Linked DNA regions of Homo sapiens: region 2 is linked to region 1. Evidence: read pairs that join two places in POLR2A ChIA-PET (ENCODE). Cell type or tissue: A673. All regions are shown on one strand. Links, peaks and the distances in the headings refer to the core of each region. The heading gives the core; the rest is flanking DNA.

What was found. ChIA-PET counts read pairs that join two places held together with the same protein. Peaks named below come from ENCODE experiments on the same cell type or tissue, not always from the same donor. Only the 100,000 strongest peaks of a DNase experiment are listed, where the experiment ranks them.
Region 2: POLR2A ChIA-PET joins it to region 1 with 9 read pairs; 3 of 35 experiments call an interaction of 5 or more read pairs at or near these places.

What each region holds. Positions count from the first base shown.
Region 1 is chr2:145,178,766-145,189,741 of GRCh38, reverse strand. LOC100505498 (a long non-coding RNA gene) reads right to left here. Exons shown (of 8, transcript XR_923410.3): 5 at 2,937-7,538; 6 at 602-874. Among named protein-coding and RNA genes, the nearest start is that of LINC01966, 300 kb to the right of the region's middle. In A673, for the core only: a CTCF peak has its summit at 3,219; DNase peaks (open chromatin) are centred at 4,321 and 4,841; H3K27ac peaks cover 990 bases.
Region 2 is chr2:145,250,737-145,261,712 of GRCh38, reverse strand. It overlaps LOC100505498 (a long non-coding RNA gene), which reads right to left. Exons shown (of 8, transcript XR_923410.3): 7 at 2,369-2,527. Among named protein-coding and RNA genes, the nearest start is that of LINC01966, 370 kb to the right of the region's middle. In A673, for the core only: no CTCF peak of the experiment used is centred there; no DNase peak of the experiment used is centred there.

The sequences.
Region 1 (10,976 bases), core at 2,887-7,886:
TTCAATAACATGCTCATCACTTCATTTTTCAGCTCTCATTGACAGTGTCCTTAATATCCAGGTTTCTGCTAACAATCTTATCAAGACTAGGCATTTTCTTTTTACTTTATTTTTTTATTTTTATTTATTATTTATTTTATTATTATTATCATTTTTTTTTTTTTTGAGACAGAGTCTTGCTCTGTCTCCCAGGCTGGAGTGCAGTGGTGCAATCTCGGCTCACTGCAACCTCCGCCTCCAGGGTTCAAGCAATTCTCCTGCTGCAGCCTCCCGAGTAGCTGGGACTAGAGGCGCACACTGCCACTCCCGGCTAATTTTTTGTATTTTAGTAGAAACGGGGTTTCACTGGGTTGGTCAGGCTGGTCTCAAATTCCTGAGCTCAGGCAATCCGCCCACCTCCGCCTCCTAAAGTGCTGGGATTACAGTCGTGAGCCACTGCGCCCAGCCCTATCTAGGCATTTTCTATCGTGTTTCTCAAAATTTCCCCTGCCTGCACCCACAGCCTGGTTCCAAAACCACTCTGAGAGTTTAGGTATTAGTTTTCCATACTAGTAACAAATTATCACAACCTTAGTGTCCTAAAACAATGCATATGTCTTACCTCACAATTTCTGCAGGTCAGGAGTCCTGGCACAGCTTGGCAGAGTCCTCTGCTAAGGACTGCAGTCAAGGTGTTGGCTGTGACTGAGATTCTCATCTGGAGGCTTGACAGAGGAAGAATCAGCTTCCAAGTTCACTCAGATTGCTGGCAGAATTCATTTTCTTGTAGCTACAAGGCTGAGGGAGCCGGCTTCTTGCTGGCCATTTCCTGGAGGCCTCCCTCAGCTCCTTACCATCTGGGCCTCCTAACATGGCCACTTCACTTTTTCAAAGTCTATAAGAGAGACAGAAAATCTCTAGAACAAGACAGGTTATTTTATCATGTGACATAATCATGAAGTGATAAAGTGACTCCTATCACTTTTGTCATATTCTATAGATTAGAATCAAGTCAAATTTCCCACCCAAGGGGAGGGTATGATACAAAGGGATAATATAGAAAGGTGAGTGTTAGGAGCTGAAAAATGCCCGCTTCCCCACAACCCACAAATTTATATGTCAAAGCCCACTGTACCCCAGAATGTAACTGTATTTAGAGATAAGGTACTATCATCTGAATGTTTGCATACCCACAACATTCATATATTGAAACCTACTCACCAAGGTGATGATATTAGGGGGTGGGACCTTTGGGAGATGATTAGGTCATGAGGGCTCTGCTGTTGTGAATGAGATTGCTGTCCTGATAAAAGAGACCCCAGAGAGATGCCTCACCCTTTCACCTTGTGAGGACACTTGAGAAGGCATCATCTTTGAAGCAGAGTGAGCCATCACCAGACACTGACTCTGCTGGTGCCTTCATTTTGGACTTCCCAGTGTCTAGAATTATGAGCAATAAGTTTCTGATGTTTATAAATTACCCAGTCTAAGGTATTTTGTTGTATTAGCTTAATTAAACTCAGACATAAAGTCTTTAAACAGATAATTAAGTTAAAATGGGGTCACTAGGGCAGGCCCTAATGCAATGATGGGTGTTCTTACAAGAAGAAATTAAGAGACAGACAAGTGCAGAAGGAAGACCATGTGAAGACACAGAGAGAAGATGGCCATCAACAAGCCAAGGAGAGAGGCCTCAGAAGCCAACTCTGCTGACACCTTGATCTCAAACTTCTAACCTCCAGACTCATGAGAAAATAAATGTCTGTTGTTTCAGCCACCCAGTCTGTGGTACTTTGTAGGGTCATTGGGGTCACTTTTGAGTCTACTCACCACAACTGGGAATATTATTGGTGGTTTTAAGACAGTGTCCTAAGAAACTCTTGGAGTTTTTACAAGGTATTCAGAGGGCCCTCAGAAGGAGTGGGTGAGAGGAGCTAACAAATGAGACCCTAGGGTTTCCAACTCCACCTCAGTGAATGAGTTCCATTTTAATCTGTTGTATTTATTGGAATTTCTACCTAGTAAGAACTTTCCAAATTCAAAGAATCCCTATAGTCTTTTCTGATGTGTTCCATCTCAGGAATATATTGCTCTTAGAAATTTTATTGATTGTTAAAATAGCACTGAACTTGTATTTAGAGCTGACTTCTGATATCCAACCTTAGAGATTCCAGGTTTTGAACTTTGAACAAACTCCTAAACACTCTGGATTTTTGTTTCTTCAATCATAAAATTATGAGTTTGAACAAAATTATTCTAAATTTCTTTCCATCTCTTACTAAATTATAGCACTTTTCATATTTTACTTTGAATTACTTTGCTTCTACTCTTACAGCGGAAGGATAATTCTATATTATAAAAAGCTTGTTTTGCTTGATTAATAATAAGGATTTCTGAGAATTAAAAACAAAACATAGTAAAAGTACTGCATATATTTGTACTGAAAAAGAACTTGACACTATTTCTCCAGCATTAGCAAGATGTATGAGATTTGTGTTTTGGGCATTGATTACGGTTTTTATTCTGAATTATGTATCTTTGGGAAAGAAAATTAAATTAGTCATAATAGATTGGCTATTTTCATAAGTTCTATCAGTGTAGAAGTATCATAGCCAATTTTAAGAGAAAATATCTTCTATCTTAAACCTCAATAGTTTTTATCTTTGTATTTTCAGAGAATAATTTAATATTTCTGTGATGTTTCTTTGGTGTCTATAAAAGCAAGCTACAAATTAGAAAGTGAAAATAAACTTCTTTTGTTTAAATTCCAAAGACGTCATCTGTAATTTTATTGCTTTTAGCCATTTCACTCACTTGTATGGGACTTTGAATCAATGAATAATTCTTTTCCCTCACACCTGTTGTCTGAACTTTCTGCCATAGTTAAAAACTTATCATTTTGTTTTACACTGTCAAAACTCATCCAAGAAATAAAGTACACCTTTACCTTCACTCACCATAACACAGTATTTATTTCCTTTAGGCAGTAGTGGTTCAGAGTTTGAGGTTTGCATGAGGTAAAAAACTTCCAAACGTTCCTTTAATTATCTGTTGATATCTATTTTGGTTCTTTCATTTTCAGTTCCTACAATGAAGGTCCCAGAACAGAACTTACATGAATACTTAGAAGGCCAAGTTTCTAAACCTTTACCAGACTAGCAAGAGATGTTCCATTCAAATAAGTTCTCTGATGTATGGGTGACAGGCAAGAGCTAAACTGACAGTGTTTGCTGAATTCTGCAAGCCCATAGGGGGCAGGATTCCACCTGCTTGGGATCTTCTACTGGCGTAAACTCAGGGACCAGGCTTTATAAAATGAAACGGGCTGCGAGGGAACAGCCAAAGTGAAGGCAGATTGTGTGCTCAATGACCGTATGGTTTTCATTATCTTGTTCTCAAGGAAGAATTCATCCAAAGAACAACCAAATGAAAGCAATGTGTAAACCATGTCAACCCATCCTTGGATGGATGTGCCACATTTGCTCCATTATTGGTGGTGATTGTATAAAGGTGGGGAAAAGGGAGAGGAAGTGGGAAAAATGAAGGTAGTGCAAAAAGAAGGTGCAGAAGGAGCAAGAAAAAAGAAATGTCAGCCACTCAGCTGTCTCATTATGTAGCTTCCCACACTCACCAAAGATGTAATTCATCCTGCAGGTGCAAACATTGTTGGCTTTCTCATGGACTCTTGACGGATGGACCGGATGCATGTTTCCTTACCCCAGATGCTCTTTAGCAACACCAGCAATGAGATAGGGGATTGTGTGCACCTGAATCAGCACATTCACTGAGTCTTATTTGTCTTGTTTCTTAAATAACCAGTAGTGTTGTGCACAGAGCGACAACAACCAGGCAGAGGAAGCTTTTTTAAATATTAAAAAAATGGCCAATCTAAACACTTTTGTGAGTCACTTCTTAATAATTGCCTCTAAGATAAGTATGTCATTACTGCTCTGATACTCATCACCCACAGACTCACTAGTGGATGATTATCAGATCATGTGACAGCATTGGACCCTGTAATAAAATTCATGCTCATGTTTTCCACAAGATTTTCAAAAATTGAAGATGAATTTTCTACTATAAACTGAGAGAAAATTAGATTTTCAAGTTATCTGAACAGATAACATATTAGAAATGGGAAGGTTCCTGCTCTCTGAATCAGCTTCTCCTCCCCTCCCCTCCCGGCTCATTAGCTCCCACCAACTTTGAGGATTCCAAGATCCCAAACAAAACTGATTCTTTTCTGGTTGAAGTTCCATTGACTCTTGGCAAAATGTAACTTCCTGGTTCAAAGAAAAAAAGCTTGTAAAAAAAAAAGCTCACAAGGCTTCTTAGACATCAAATGGGTCTTATGAAACCACATTTTGATGAGCTAAGTGTAAATGAATCAGAAACACATGGATTAAATTTCCCTTGAAATACACATGGGTTTGAAAATTAAGGAAAAACTGTTTAGCCAAATGTGTTTTGGGTTTCCTTGAACTGAAAACATTTGAAAAAAAAAAAAAAAGAAGTCAAGGCATTTGCTAAACCCGAATACACTGTTGTGTTTGCTCAACCCTCCTTCAAACCAACTAAATTTCCACGAGGCTTCCTCCATTCCCCTGTGGTTTGTTTTGTCACCTCTGTCTTGACACTTTACAGACCAAACTCAAGTTCCATTAAAAAAAAATAGACCGTTGGTCATCTACTTAAATATGAGGGAGCTATTAAAACACCCAGCGAATCAGAGACATTAAGGGATAGAAATCACCCATTAGGTCATGATTTCTGTCCTGAGGGTTGGAACACATGCACTCACAGCTCTCTAGTGCTTTACCCAGTGTAGTTTTAAATGTCTCAAGTGACAGAACTTCCACCAGCTCCCTTGGGAGAATATTGTGCATTCTAATAGATTTTGCCATTAGGAACTGTGCCTAAGTCTATAACAGAGGCACAGTGGGATGTCTAGGGTAGGGGGGAGGAATGATGGATAATTAACTCTTTCACTACTGCCTCATAATCACCTGTAGCATGTTCAGCAACTTTAGCATCTTAGTACTAAAGAATGTGCTATGTGTGTGTGAGTTTCCATTAAAAGAAAATTTGGTTAACGGTGTAAAATTGTGCCAATTTCAATGCAAAATAAGGCTTCACAAAGAACAGAACCATCACAAAAATACTGCGGTAAGTCATAAATATATTATCTTACCTGATAGATTTTACTATTTCTTAAAATACAGGACTTTGAAAGTCTTACGATTTTCACTGATCAGGAAATGTCTAATTAGCACTAACCTGAATCTCAACGCTCATAGTACTTGTATATGTATTCTATTACATATCATCTCCCTAAACCACCTTCCTCCTGCTGCCAATATATTTTCTTTAAACCACTTTGCAGCAAATGGATTTATCTCCCATTTCTGCTCTCCTCAGGAAAGTAACACATTTGTGAAGAAATATTTGTTTGTCTTTCTAGATAGAAAACAAAACCTAGCTTTCCATATGACTAACATGTTTTTAGAGGTCCTATGGCAGAGTTTACATTTAATTTGCTCCAGTTCTCATTCTACTTACAAATGAATTATAAAGCACATAATGACTTACATGGCCTGTCATACTGCTACTATGTTGACCTTTTCAAGATTCTGCATTGTGAACAGCTGAGAGGCACACCTCTTCCTTGCCAGTTACTGCAACCTGTAAAACTTAACCAATGGAGTGGCAGCAAGAATCAGGTAAGGGGAAATGGGAAGCAACATGACCCTCTTGAGCTCTTTTTAATCTCTCTTGGCTATGGAGTGGCTTTTTATGTTTCACCCAACCTTGTCATTCCTTTTAAAACGGCCATTTTTTCCTCCCCTACCCTGTTCCTTACATTATCTTGCCCCTCTCTGTGCTCGTTTCTGTGGCAGTCATACAAAACGAGGTCCCTGTTGGGGTATGGAGTTCAGACATTGGTATCCAACTAGCTCTCTCTTTCTCTGGTTTTTGTTTTTGTTTTGTTTTGTTTTGTTTTTGTTTGTGTGTTTGTTTTTTATCAATTTTAAGATTTGGGAAGGGAAAGTAGGAATTGAGTTGAATAAGCATTTTTGATTGTTGCTATACTTATCTACTTGCTTAAAGATACTTTAAATAATATTTAAATCTGAGGAGTTGCCTTTCAATTACTATATCCTTTACCTAATGATACTTATTATTAGCAAGTAGAACTGGGTCATTTTCCTCCCTCAATTACACCAAAATGTGAAGTTGCTTTCCCCAGACTGTATATATCACTATTAGAGCTTTGGCTTACCATGGTTTTGTCCAGCAACAGATCTAGCATTGTGTGTTTTTTTTTGTTTGTTTGATCTCATAAGTCAATCCTTGTGACCCTTTTAATGCCTCTGAATTTCTTCTAATGGTTCCTTTTCCTCCCTTGCTTAAACAAATTGCTAATATTTAACAATTTCTAAATTTTGTTTTCAAAAGTGGAAATTGCACTTTTTAATATTTGTGCTGGTTTGAATTCACATCAAGTTTTGCAAAGCACAGACTAAAACACACATACGCTATTGCCAGTTGGGAGCAACCAGGACCAAAAAAGCGGGGAACTACTGTTTATTTTTCTTCCTTGAAAATCACGTGATATTGATGTGATTCCAAGCAAATAGTATGAACAATATTCTGAATCTAGCTACTGAGTTCTGTATTCTATTCTGGATTTGTTAAGTTTCTGAGTAAAGGAGTATTTATTTTATCATCTAGAAAAATGCTTTAAATTAGGTTTCATGCTCAAAAAGACAGAAATAATTGGCTCAGTTCTTTACAAAGAGTTAAATTTTGAGATTATGGTAAGCATATGATGCATACTGCCATATTATGCCACTAGCTTGTTTTTTTTTGTTATTGGCAAAAGTGAAATTAGATTCAGTAATGCATACAGTGTGATGCCTTCGGCTTACACAAACTTAGTAAAGTCTAAAAATCTATCAGAAGGAGCTGTTGGCAAGGCCGTGCTCATCTAAGTGTGCATATTTACTTTTCTACTTCTTATATAATGGATCCTTTAAATAAAAGTCACTATGTAGTTCATCTTATTAAGGACATCAAATAAGTCATTGTCTGAACGGGAAATCAAATTCAAGATTTGTTTCTTTAAAGTGATTTTATTCTGTCTTACAAATACATGTTATTTCAAAAGGAGATATTAATAAATCCTTGAAAGCCAACATTTTCTATGCTGTGATCATTCCATAGACATTGAGGAAAAAAAGAGAAAATATTTATAAAGCATTTAGTGATGAGTAATTCACAAGGAAATAATTATAAATACAAGTCAAACAAATTGGCAATTGTTTGCATTTCAAATTAGAAATCACATGGAATGCAGCATTGCTCTGATTTGCTTTATGAGCATTTTAGGGAAAGCACTTCCTACCTACATTGGGGAGACTCACATGGAGGTCTAGCTGATAGAGCATTAGTGTGAGAGTCTGGATTTCATAAAGTCTCTCCTGGCTCTATCAGACCTTGCTGTGTGGCCTGGTGGAATTTACTCTGGATTTTCTGTTTCAGTTTCCTCATCAGTGCAGCTGGGAATAAAAAGAAAGAAAAAAATGTTAAAGATATTAATGGTCAAGCTCACTAAACATTTATTAGGACCAAGCCATGTTTTTCTCTAAATGTACTCATGTCTGCTCACCTTCTCAATTCTATATAGTTTTGAGACAATCATGAGGACCTTGCATGTCTAAGAGAAGAGAAAATGCAGTTGAAGAGATGACAGGACTGACCCAGGGCCACTGTATCAGAACAACTGGATAATGCCTCATTTATAGCAGTGCTCAACAAATATTACTTAATGTGATCCTATGATGTTCAACCCAGATTTGCCACAGACGGACTTTCCTTGCTTATTAACTCCTTAATTGACACTGTCAGCAACATCTGCTTGTTTTCCCCTATATGTAGCATCAGATAGCAAAAAGGTAGAGCTCTTAGGTCTCTTCTAAATAGGCATGCTTAAAAACCACAAAATATTCAGACTTAATGCTTAATTGCATTCTCAGCTAATGGAATGAAGAAGAGTAAGTGGCTAGGGAAGGAGACAGGTTAGACTATGTGGAGAGAGTCATGCCAGCCCCAAATTTGGTATTTGCCCACACACAGGCAAACCAGCATTAAAATATGTTACATGAAAATGCATGCATGATTAATGTAATTTGTGATCATTCTTTTTTCTTTTGTCTAGGTAGTCTTGCTCTGTCACCCAGGCTGGAGTACAGTGGTGTGATCATAGCTCACTGCAGCCTCAGCCTCCAGGCTAAAGTGATTCTCCCACCTCACCCCATCGAGTACATAGAACCACAGGGCCACACTAACATGCCCGGATAATTTCTTTTTTTCTTTTTCTTTTTTTTTTTTTTTTTTAAGAGATGGGGTCATCCTATGTTGCCCAGGCTGGTCTCAAACTCCTGGGTTCAAGAAATCCTCTTGTCTCACCTCAGCCTCCCAAAGTGCTGGGATTACAGGCGTGTGCTACCACACCCAGACTGTGCTCTTTCTTTCCTTAGATTGACCCATGCATGTTTCAGTTAATCTATGCACAGACAGTAAGAAAAAATAGTGACTTTTATGTAGGGGGGATTATATTATCAGATTTGCTTGGGGATGCCAAACTTACATTCTTTGTCCCCATTCCTGTTAGCCATGTCCTAGTTTTTTTTTTCATTCTTTCTTTTCTTTTTTTTCTTTTTTTTTTTGAGACAGAGTCAGTTCATAGATGACTGTGCCAAAGACAAAAATTTAACAAATATAACTAAAGAAGACAGGTTTGCATATCATTATAAAAGCAATGATTTCCATTTAGTTCAAATTAATATTTTTCATTAATTTTGCTCAGGTTTCAGACCAAATTTTCTTATGTACATACAAAAGTGGAAATGATATCTGCTGATGTATTGGCTCTATTAACAGAAGAACTTTGTAAATGGTGAAATGATGGTAGTTTTGTATTCTTTTGATTAGATCCTTCAGAGAAACAAAAAAAGACTTAGCTTAGGCATTGCATCCTCTAAAAAGCCATCTTTGACTGCCTTTGGGACAAGCATTTTTAGAATGCCTTAAATATAGTACATGGGTAATAAATTCAACAAGCACTACAGTAGGAAAATATTATGTATGTATATATATGAAGAAAGATCCTTCAAAAGGACAAGTTAATTCCCATAATCAGTATTTTCATCCAATTTATAAAATCAAAGGGAAGTTTAGAGTAGTTCGCTTTGCTAAAATGAATCAAAATTAAAAATTAAAATTAAAAGTTAAAATTAAAAATAAAATTGTTCTGTAATTATAACATAAATATAAATATTGGTAAAGGAAATTATCATTTAAAAAATACTCTTACTAAATTAAGAAACATTTGGAACAGAAATACACTTGAATTGGCTAGGTTGCATACATAATTTATAATTTTGTTTCCAAACTATGAAAATCTCCAATTGAAATAGAAGTATCTGTAGTCAGAATTTATAATTTTTAAAAATTTCTACACCTCAGGACTAACTAAAATACAGAATTTTTTGGATGAAGCAGATGAGTAACGATAATTTTATATAAAAAATAGCAATAAATTTTTTTCATTGTCCATCAACAAATCGATTTTAAAAATGTTTGAGCCTTTGAAAAGCTGCTTTATAAGAAAACCTAAATATTCTAAAATAGTATTAAAACTTTTATAATTTTATATTACTCTTAGTAATCATTTGGAAGTCCTCCCTAAAGTATTTTTTTAAATGAGGCCCCAGAAATTGTCATTTTGAATGATCAGTTTTGTAATATAGGATAATGAAAAACAAGCCTCGCAAACAAAAAAGAATTAAAATTTATACTTGTAATGACAAAGGGAAAACTGAGAAATTTAAACAATGAATGCTCAAATAGTGTTCAATATTTACCTTTTAAATTCTAAAATTGTCCTGTAAAAGATCTTGAAAATTTAATCATGACAACTTTGTTTTCCTGAAAAGTGGCATCTTATAAAAATAGTTATGCATTGGCAAAAGTGAATGCAAATGAAGCAAAAAGTCAGTACCTGTGAAAATATTTAGGTGGAATCACATTCATATTTTTACTATTTTTTGCTTAATTTTATATTTTTAATGTGGCTACTAAAAAATTTAAAATTAGATATGTGGCATTACAGTGTTATAAACTGATGCTGGCATAGAACCAGTTTAGTGGTTATGTGTTACTTGATTTTTAAAATTGACACTACTTTAATACTACATCCTGCCTGCCAACCCCACAATTCACTACTCACTCTTTGTCCTGCTTTTATGTGCATATTTTTATACTTAAGAAAATTAGAAGTCAGAATATCCACTCTTTAGCAGAATTTGCTACTAAATTCTACTTACCAAGCACTTCATTACCTGTTAACTGATAATTTCCTCATTTAAAATATTATGGCCCATAAAGAAGAGTCAGTTAAAGGTATTAATATGTTCAAGTTAACTAACCATGAAAAGAAACTTGGAAGAACTTTGCAGGCAATTTTATGAAAAACTTAAAAAAATGAAAGCCTTTATGAAGATGTTAGCACGACTTTGTAAATCTATTTAAAAACATTAATTTGTATACTAAAATGGGTAAATTTTAGGGCACATAAATTATACCCTAATAAAGTTGTTTCAAAAAGATTAAAAATAAAAACACAGAGAAACAGAGTTTTTTTGTTTTAGGGACCAAAACCAGTAACACAATATTAGACACAGACACAAACAAACAAACAAAAAAATAATTAGCCAGGCATGGTAGCTCACACCTTTAATCCCAGCACTTTGGGAGGCTGAGACAGGGAGATCACTTGAGGCCAGGAGTTGGAGACTAGTCTGGGCAACATAATAAGACCTTGTCTGTACAAAAATAATAAAACAACTTAGCCAGGCGTGGTGGTGCATGCTTATAGTCCCAGCTGCTTAGAGGCTGAAGAGCGAGGATTGCTTGAGCCCAAGAGTTTGAGGCTG
Region 2 (10,976 bases), core at 2,197-7,196, 73 kb before region 1:
ATTGTTTCTTCTTCACATTCTAATAGACACAGTTTCTGTGAAGAAGCATAAAACATTTTTTCCTCCTGTAAAACACCTGTGTCTAGTAATTAATATGTATCATCCACTGTAATATGAATAAGGAGAAAATTCATAGGAGCAGGCTGATGAATCTTAGCAGACATTCTTTTATTCCATGACTATGTCTAATATAACCCTTAAAAAGCTGTAATAACATTTAAAAAGTAGTATCTTCTACTGCTCAGTGGAAATGTGGCAGAACATATGTAAGCAGAAAAAATAAACATGAGCATAACTGATTTAGAAGATAAAACATAAAAACAAGGGTTTTCAAAGTCAAGTCAATGAAAATATTGATAACAAGTGATTTTGTACATACAAGTCAGATATTTTATGGATCTGGGAGCCATAGCTTTTTTTCAGGTAGGAAATAAATACTATTTCTAAAGACCCTCAGTCCTAAAAATGTCTGCATCTCTGTCACTTAATGTAAAAATGGCACATAACAGGTACGCAATAAATGCTTCTGGGAAATTGAACAAATGAATTGCAAAGTTCATAATGATGCAGTCCCTGGTTTAGTGAGTTTAATAGACTATAGAAACGTATTTGAACATCAGATCTGTACATCTACGGTATTTTAGCTGGTAGAGCTGAGTAAACATCACACTGTAATAATCTCTCATGCATATTTTAGTCATTTGGATAATCTAAAAATACCAGTGCCTACCTCAAACCTCAGAGATTCTGATTCAATTGTTCTAGTATAGGAGGTGGGCATCAGTACTCTTAAAAGCTACCCAAATTATGGTACTGTGTATACCACTGGAATTAGACCGAATTGTCTATGCTACCAATTTGGTGGTCATAAGTGTCACCTATAAGCAGTAGATAGTCATCGTTGGGTTTCCAGCAGAAACCTAAGGAGACTAAATATTTTAGTCATACTGACTCTACAAGGATGTGCATATTTTTAAGGCAGACTTAGTAAGATTCATCATCTGAGTCTGCTAATTTTTTTAGCAAATATATATTGAGTGCCTAGTATGTGTAGGCAGTGTCCTGGCAATGGGAATACAGCAAAGAGAAAGTTAGTCAAAGTCCCTACTATAATAAAAGAGAGATTATTCCACCTCATACCAAAGTATTCTAGTGTGATTGAAGGGACTACTACCCTCCCCACCACCCCACCACCACCCCAAAAAAGAAAGCAGTAGGCAATGGGAATACATAACAGGAAGAGCCCCTAGATATAACAGCCCCTAGATTAGGGGCTCAGGATAGGTCCTGAAGGAAGACCTGAAATTGTAGGGACCAGTGGAGAGGGCATTCTTAGCCAAAAGGAGTATGTATTAAAAAAGACATAGCAAAGGGTTTTTGAGGTTGAGGAACTGTAGGTCATTGTGGTTGAAGCATAAAGAGTGAGGGGGCACATGGCTTTTAGCTGAAGCTGGTGAGGTATGTTTAGTCAGATAATGAGAATGGAGAGCTATTGTATTTAAGATATTTAACTTCCTGAACAGTTGCCAATTCTGTCCAATTTTCCAGTTCACACTATTTAACTCTCTCTCTACCCCCTGTCACTAACCTAATCAAAACTACCATATCTGTCTCCTAATTTCTCCTGTTTATTCTCTTACTGAAACCAGTATAATCCTTTGAAAATAAACATAAATGTTATAATTTCATGCTACTGCTTGAAGTCTTACAATAATTTCTTAATGACAAGGAAAATATTTAGAGCTTATTATGGACTTGTGTCATCTGACCTCTCTCTCTCTCTCTCTCGGATCATCATGTCATCACTTGCCACTCTTCCACCGCCATATTGAATTTCTTTCAATTGTTCCGATTTGCCAGACTTTCTCACACAGGTTTTCTCCTCTGCCTGCTTGTCATGTGTGATTTAACTTGCTTATCAGAAAACTTACTCTGTGGTTTTTTTTTTTTTTTTGTCCCAGCTAGACTATAAACCAACATGTATCCTAAACTCCTAGCACAGAACTGGTCCATATTTATTGAATGCACCTGTAAGAGAAAGAATAATTGCACTTGAGATCCTATACTAAAAATTTCTGGGCTGGTCAAATGAATAAGCTTTTCTTCAATACTTTTTAATGGAAAATTAAAGTTTTTAATAGCTCATGGCATATTTATTCCACATGTAGCAATAAATTTTTAAAACATTAAAAATGGCTTGTGATATGGTTGTGTTTAACAAGTGACGATCTCTTTCTGAGCTTCAGCGGAGATCAGAAACTGATGGGGTAAAGAGCAGGCACCACTCACACAGTATGTGGGCATTGAAGTAGTCATTTACCACTTGCAACACTTAGCCACTTCCACAACTCTCTCTGACAAATCTTACCACAAAACCACATGCTCCTCCAATTGCTTGACAGAAGTTCGACTTGAAAAGGTTTCCTTCAGTGTAGATTTTCTTTGTTTCCAGTTAGTGATAGAAGTAAAGCCTATCACAACCTGTGTGAGCTCTGCATTCAAGATATTCTGTGACCCAAACAAAGGCCTAGGAGAGGTATGGGAAATGAAAATGGAATAGAGCAATCAGTATCCAGAAAATAGGACAACCCACATGGCCGTTCCCTGTAACACATGTTCAGATATTCTTGAAGAACCCAGATGACATGCTAGGTAGTTTATTTTCCAAGGGGAGTGATCTGGTAGGTAAAGCAAGACAATAATATTTGTTAAGTAGTAGCAGTGCTCAGAATTTTAGGTGTGAGGTGATCTCATGTTTTGAGGTGGTTTGTTTGGAGGAAGATCGGAGCAGATTTCTGGTAGCTGCTTAGCTGTGCAAAGAGATGAGACAGCAAACAAAGACAATGTTACTCTTTGAAAGATGTCTGGCTCAAATAAGCAATGTAGTGTTCAAAGCAATGCTTCATTTCCACAGGGACGAGCTTGCTGGAATATGGTTGTGAATCGGGGGAAATGTAGTGTCATAAAGAATGTGTAAGCCTGGTCAGAGAGTAGTTTCAGGTGAACAACCAGTTCCCTTGGCTGACAGGTGTCCTGAATTCCCCACAGGTGTAACTAATGTGCTAAGGGCTGAAAACTCCTGTCCACCTCAGGTAATAGAGATGAGGCTACAATCAACTACCAGACTAGCTGAGAACTGTGGCTTAGAACCCAGTTAAGCCAAAGCATATTGCCTGAAAGGACTTCAGTGCTGTTAAGGACAGCATGGAAGGAATTATAGATAGAGTTGCCTTTATCAATTGTTCTCATTTGTGCTTCATTTCTTTCTCAGCTGGGCCCTGGGTTTACCATGATTTTTCTACCTGCTCCATGGTTCTGGTGGCCCTGGTGCCTTATACCAAGTCAGTCCTCTACTATAGCATGCCCCGCTTCTTATTCATCCTTCTCCCAGCTGAAATATTTGCATCTCACATAGACCTCTCTGCCATAGTTTTAAAGCAATGTCACTGAAAAATGAAGCTCCTCTAGCAAGGAACAGGGGGTTAAAAAAGTTTGGGGAAAGGAACAAGGAAGGAAAAGCTTAATACCACAGTTTCTGGAACAAGATTGGTTGGGTATATATCCTTACTAACTGTAGGATCATGTTATCTTCCATCTGACCTCAACCTTCTTACCTATAAAATGGGTACAATAATAACAGCACTTACCTTGTTGGGTGGTTGTAAAGAGTGAGAAAATACAGGCAACATGCTGGCAACAGTGCTCAGCACAAAATAGCTTTCAATAAATCTTAGCTATTAATTATTGTTTTCTGACATTCCTCAAATCATCATGGCATTTTAATAGCTATCTATTCATCCAATATGGGATAGGAGATCAGACCTCAAAGAAATAAATACATCCGGAATATTCCAAACTATGTAGCTTTTTCTTTGAACTACCTATCATGTGACAAATAGTTAAAACTTCTGAAATACTGAATGTTCCACCACCTATAAATGGATTACTTACAGGATGCTCTTGTACTATATAGAGCTAAGCCTCCAAAATGACCTGAAGATAATAGCAATTATTGCTAAAGCCTAACTGAATTCATCTTGTCTCCCATCTTCCATGTGACTTTATAGTAGTTAAAAATTGATCTATTTTTAAAATAACAATTGTATAATTTAGTTTTCTTAATTGGAGTAGCATTTTTTCCTCTTTACTCCCCTGCTTTACACTAACTCTTCTTCTCTCCCCTGCCTTACACTAACTCCTCTTCATACATGAAAGCATTCTATATGTGTATGATGAATGCATAATAGGTAACTAAGATATGCATGGTAAAAGGTAAATGGTTTCTCTAATTAGGCTTAAATAAGACTGAATAATCAATGAAGATGGATAAAATAATCCTAACATTTTAATTATTTTGTTTTTACCAAGCTGTGTACACAGTGAGACCTAAAATCATAATTCTGAAGTAAATCACATTTAAAAAATTACAGCTTTATTTTTGCATTGATATATTGTGCAAAGATTTTCAGTTTCTTGAATACAGATTGTGGAATCAAATCTTGCTTTCACCATTTACTGCATGATGTTGGGCAAATCACTTAAGTTCTTTGGATCTCAGTTACATCATAAGTTACATGAGGATAATAAGATTACTTCCCTTGGTGTTATTTTGAAGTTTCCAAGATTCCTCCTGTTATTAATGTCTAGCTTTTTACCATTGTAACTGAAAAAGATATGTGATATTACTTTGACTTCCTTAAATGTATTAAAACTTGTTTGGGGGCCTCACATGTGATCCATTCTGGAGAATGTTTTATGTACGCTTGATAGAATGCATATTTAATTGTTGTTGGGTGGATATTATAGAGCAGTTTTGAAAAGGAATTTATCTTAATAAAATGCTTAGAACAGTATCTCACATAGAACAAGAGCTATGTAAATGTGTGTTTGCTATTTAAAAATACAATAGTCACACAGCAACGGTAAATTCCACTAATGTATGCCTTATATGGTACAATAAGACAGGCTGATGCAATTGTCAACTTAAGTCTTCTAAGCTTTCAAGCTCAGAGCACCAGAGGATGGCTGGGTGTTTTTGTATGTGTGCCTATCTTGGCTCTATCTTTAATATAGCAACTTTAGTTCACACTTTATTTAGCTAAATAAAAAATGTTTACACTTCCTTTAAGGCTGTTGGTCTTCCAGGCCTCTGGCAGCAGATACAAAAAAAAAAAAAATAATAACATCCTGCTTTGCATGGCCAAAGGTTGCACGGCTTCAAGAAAGTTGTACCAAATGTGTTTGAGGAAATACATGATAGGCTGCCCTTGCAAAGACTGCATGATGTTCCAGAGGAGTTTAGTCTTTACCTTTAGATTTCTATGCAGTTAGCTATTATCCTGAAATATTCCTGAACTCCCAGAGTGTAGCAAGCAGCTTCAGGAACTGGCAATGTTTATAAGTCCCAACTGAGTGTTTTCACTCCCTTGATCTCCAGTTCCAAAGGATCCATGTGGAGTTTGGTGACAAGTGGAATAATTTGAGTCTCTATTTGAAGTGGAAGCCTCATTGGCTGTTTTAACCTATGTACAGATTATAATTTCACAGAAGGAATATCTAATAGGCTTGTACACAAACTAAAGACTCAATAGGTGTCTTATCCCAATATTTTCCCATTTTGTAGTTGTATAGCAATAAGGACAGTACTACTTTTAGGGTATACATTAGGAACATAGAAGTAATAAAATTCCTTCTCTGACCAAGCCCCAATTCTTTTCAAAATTTTTGAGAAGGAGAGAGGGAAAAAGGGCAGTTAGTTCTCTTAACAATAATTGTGTATTAAAACCATCCCCAAACACAATGTCTTATGACAGCTATTTCTCAGGCACAGCCTACAGGTCTTTATGGTTGGGCTGATCTTGGCTAGACTTGGTGTGATTTGGTTTCAAGGGTATGTTTGGCTCAGCTCTGTTCCACATGTCTCTGATCCTCTTTGGACCAAAAGTATATATATACTTAAAACATGTTTTTTTCCTACCAAAATGCAGAGGGGTAAGAATACAAGCCCAACAATGCAAGCCCGGTCTCAAGGCTCCCATACATTCGCCGATTATCTAATTTTTCAAAACAAGTCAAAGATTGGGAAAGTACATTCTGCTTACCATGAGACCATGGAAATAAGTTAGGGGTGGGAGAAGGGTGGTATTGATAAGTAAGGAGTGAATACATGCTGAAAATGAATTTGAATAACTAGATGAACAAACTCATGGATAACTAACTGAATTTCCAAAGTAAAAGTACCAAGATGATTGTTTCCAGCGGCTAGATATTGGTTCAATTTGCCTTTAAGAGGTATAGATACATATACTTAGGGTTGTTTTGTTTAGGCAGAAAAGGGGAGTATCATCTCTCCATAAGGTCCTTGGCCCATATTCTCCTCACCTCTCTATAAACACTAAGTGCCAGAAAAACATCCTTGGTTCATGCCTCAAGCCATATACATATAAAGGGAACAGTTTCTTCTCTTCTCTGAATAATTTATGGCTTTTTCCCTTCGATCCTCTTACTGTGAAACTATAATCCATATGACTATCAAAAATCACAAAGTTGCCAATCTAAAGCAAAAGTGTTCTTGAAATCTGTGAACCCAAAAAAGTTTCATTAATTATTACTGTATGGACTGCAAACTGTGATTGTAGAGATTCAAGAATGAACAATACAGGAATGCCCCCTTCTCTTAAGGAAAGTAAGTATAGTTGGGAATATAAACAGGCTATTGTATAATACTGCATGGAAACTGCTGTGATAAGATGAGCAGAACATGATAGATAATGGAAGAGAAGCTCTGCATTAAAGGAAGGAAGCTGAGGTTGTGCCTCTATAAAGTGAGACAAAGAGTGGAATATGTATGTGTGTGTGCATATCTGAGGCACTGCTGATACTGAGAAACCAGTTGTAAGGAAAGGCCATGGTTCTGCAAGAGTGAAAGGCTTAAAATGATATTCTGGAAGAAATTGAGTTACTAGTAACGGTAAGGTCTAGGGTATTACCTTGAGAGTGAGTGTCTGAGGAAAGGCAGAGGCCAAGGAATGAAGAGGCCAGGGAATCAGAAAGATCATCTATGAATCTGCAGATATCAAATTCCTCAGGAACTATGTTAGGAGTATTCCTGGAGAAAATATCAGCAAACTTAGAAATTAAACCTTTAAGCAATGAGAGTGGCCCAGCACATCTGTGTAAAGGGCTGCGAGTTGGAGGAGGAGTGGGTGGGGTTGTCTGATGATTTGAAGCTGAAAGCTGGGTGTTTTCTCGGAGGAAAATGATGTAGTAGTTGAGCAAGGAAAACATGTACTCAACCTTCCTACTCAATAATAGGAGAAGAGTGGGAGCAAAATCAGGCACCAATTGAGAGAGCTGAAGAGAAGAAAGTACCTACAGGTGAGAATTATAAAGGGAATTTTTTTTAGAACAATAAGGTGAGGGGAATATTCAAAGAAGAAGATTAGGATTGATCTATGGGGAGGTGCACGGAAGACTTGCTATGAGTCAAAGAGGGCAAGGTGGAAGAGTGTTTAGGCGTCAGGAAGGGGTAGAAATAGGAGCAGACACACAGAGATGTGTGGAATAGAAGGCAGGGAATTAGAATTTGGGTTTATCATGGTAACGGACATAAACATCAATAAAGAGCATGAGTAGATTGATCCTCATGGTCTCAAGGCATAAAGTTGTGTTGAGCCTATCAGCGTGAGGGTAACGAAGGGCTGCACGTCTTTCCAGGAGCACTCAGTGTTCTGGGCTACTTATAGACTCCATTCTGTGGAAGGCCAGGAAGAGGAGGAGAGGTTGGGAGCCAATTAATGGAAATTAAGCATAAGAAAAGTAGAGAGAACCCACCACATTCTAAAAGAAAGCTGACTCAACTCTTCTCTGTTTAAAGAAAGCAACTCAAATCTCTTCTTCCTGATGAATCCAGGAGTCACAGAACCTGTTTGTCTCTTTTGCTTCTAATTTTTCAACACTTTCGGTTTAGTGTGTTGGGTTATACATACCTATATTAACATAATCTACTCCATTACACAAATGTAATATAACACCTTGTTTGAGAGAGTCAAATACCTTGAGTCCAAAGTCTAGCCCTTTTAGTAACCAGAAATGTATTTAACTTCTTATGTCTCAGCCTTCATGCAAGTAAAAGTGAGATAATAATAGTACATAGCACATAGGACTGTTGGGAGAACTCTATTAGTTAGTTATATAAATATATACAATATCATAAAAGTTCTCAGACATTTTAATGGCCTAAAATACATTGTATATTTTCAAGAAGGAGGTGTATTACCTGAAAAATGAGATTTGTATTAACACAGAAATGCATTTGAATTCTTACTAGTGATGTAATATTGGGCAAGTTACTTAATCTCTCAAAAAAAATAGTTACATATATAAAATCTATTTTACAGAACTTATGGGAATAGAAGGACCTAGAACAAAAGACCAGATCTTCTTGTTTCATTTGTGAGTTGGCTTATTAGGAAATTTGTTACTTGATGATGGGTATTCTAACATATAAAACATATGTTTTAATTATTAAATAGCATATTATAATTTATTAATAAGTCTTATGACAGCTTACACAGAACCCTCAGTGAGGGCACATGTGGCAATGGTGGTGTGTAAAACTAGTGACTAAACATCATTGCCTTAAATATTATTATCACAAATGCATTTATGGCTCAAATCATTCTTGTCTAAATTAGATGAGGTATAAATCATATCATTTCCTGTTTGGGGTCTTGCTCCAGTGAAAAGAAAAAAAAGTCTTTCTACTGTGAAACTCCCTCTTTTTCATACTCTCTGATCCTTCTACCTAAGTAGAAAATGTCATAATAAGGGAATACATTTTTTGATGGAAGTGAATTCACCTTATATCTGGATTAAATCCTTGTGAACTCTGGGATGAATGAGAGCTTTATTTCTCCCACCAGGGAATTATGTCCTAAAATTATCCACCAGTCTGTTTGCCTTACAGCCTCCTCTCCATCTCCTCTAACTGTCCCTGTGCTCTGAGCAGTGGCTCTGTTCTGCATTGCTTGAGTGCCTATGATGCCAACGCTATGGAAATATTTTCATATTTAGGAATCAAGTGTTAAGGCTTTGAAGGCTCAAGAGTCTAGGGGATGTTTATGAGGCGCTATTTGACAGAACAATCAGCAATGGCCCCTAGTGCAATGGAACTGTAGAGAGTCTGTCCTTATTTTAGGACTGAAACTTCACCAACACTATACATTTGAAGAAGACTGGGACCTCTCTGAGCATTAGACTGTGAGGTAACAGAAATAACTGTCATGATAAAAAAAATTGCTAAAAAATAACTCAAAGCTATTCTGAAGAAATAGTTTGCCTCTCTCAGTAAAATAATCCTGAGAGGATTAGAGGTGAATCCTTTAAGGCCACAGATGTTTCTCACTATTATTATGGCTCTGTAATTCACTATCATACTAGCAACCACACAAAGATGATTTGTAATATGGATAATATATATCTTTAATGCTCAATAATCACATTTATTATCAGGTAATACATAATGTTATTTGTGCTTCATATTTTAAAATGGCATGTAAAGTAATGAGTAAAAGAATTCATCAGCAGTGTTGACAAGATTTTTAATTCATCGGTTTCCTTTGGTATTTTTCTTAAATAGAATAAGTAAGCAATGTAACCCTTACGTAAAACACATCTCAGTTTATGTTTATTCTGCTTTTTTATTGCACATTTGAAAATTAATAATTCAATGTTCTAATATTAGCTGTCATCTTAGCTGTGATAAAATTAATAATTCATCAAAATGATATCAAACAAATGGTGCCTTTTTTTGTTCTGGATGAGAAATAGTCCTCTCAGCTTTGAGAAACTACAATTGGTGAATTTATTTCTTTTATTTTGGGTCAACTAATATTTAATCATTTAAGCTATAATTTTAATGCTTTCATTTTAAATATAAAAATATGCATACATCACAATTGATGCTAAGAAAACAACCTTCTTTTTGTTACAGTAGATTGTTCCTACCCTTGCTCATTCCTTGGCAGATAAGCTTTCTTCAGAAAAAACAAGAAAAGTCATGTTTTGGAAAAGTTAAATATAAATGAAATGATGCCTTTCATTCTGGCTGATGTTATACTTGCACCTTTTCTAGGCTACAATTCATTGTAAGTATGTCATCGGACTGATGGGTACAATAGTCAGAGACGCGGAACATTTTTTTTCTGAATAATATATTTCCTTGAATTCATTTAAATATATTTTAAGTTAAAATAATGTGTTCTTAAGTGTTTATTTTCAGTTTTAAAAATGTGAGCTTAAAACACCTGCTTTCAAAAGTCTTTATATTTTTCTTCATTCTTTGACAGAATCTTTGTCTCTTTAATTATAGATATTGTTTTTGGGGTCCCAGGATTGGGAGTGGGAGTTATAATAAACCCATTTATTTAAATCCTTCCTGTTTCATTCCCATAATTTTTTCTTGGGTGAGTTAGCAGGAGATTATGGTAGTATAGAGCAAAGCATTGCTGCTTATATTAAGGCCCAAGTTCTCATCTTCACTCAGCCTGAGTTTATGAACAATCTGTATAAAATAGGGAATTTGTAATATATCAAAGGATATTCAAGGTCCCACCATAACATTCTGTATCGTAAATCTGGCAAATCTTCCTGAATCATAAGTCCAACATATTCAGGTATGGTAAGAAGTAAAAGTGTGTTTTATGGGTAAGTATGAAATGTTACAATCTGCCTCTTCATTCTGAGTTCGCTTATTTTTATTTTTATTTTTATGTTGAGAGAAAGGGTCTTACTCTTTCACTCAGGCTGGAGTGCAGTAGTGTGATCATAGCTCACTGTAACTTCAAACTTCCAGGCTCAAGGGATCCTCCCGCATAGTTAGGACTACATGTGCACGCTATTATGCCTGGCTAATTTTCTCTTTTTGAGACAGGGTCTCACTATGTTGCCCAGTGGTCTTGAACACCTGACCTCAA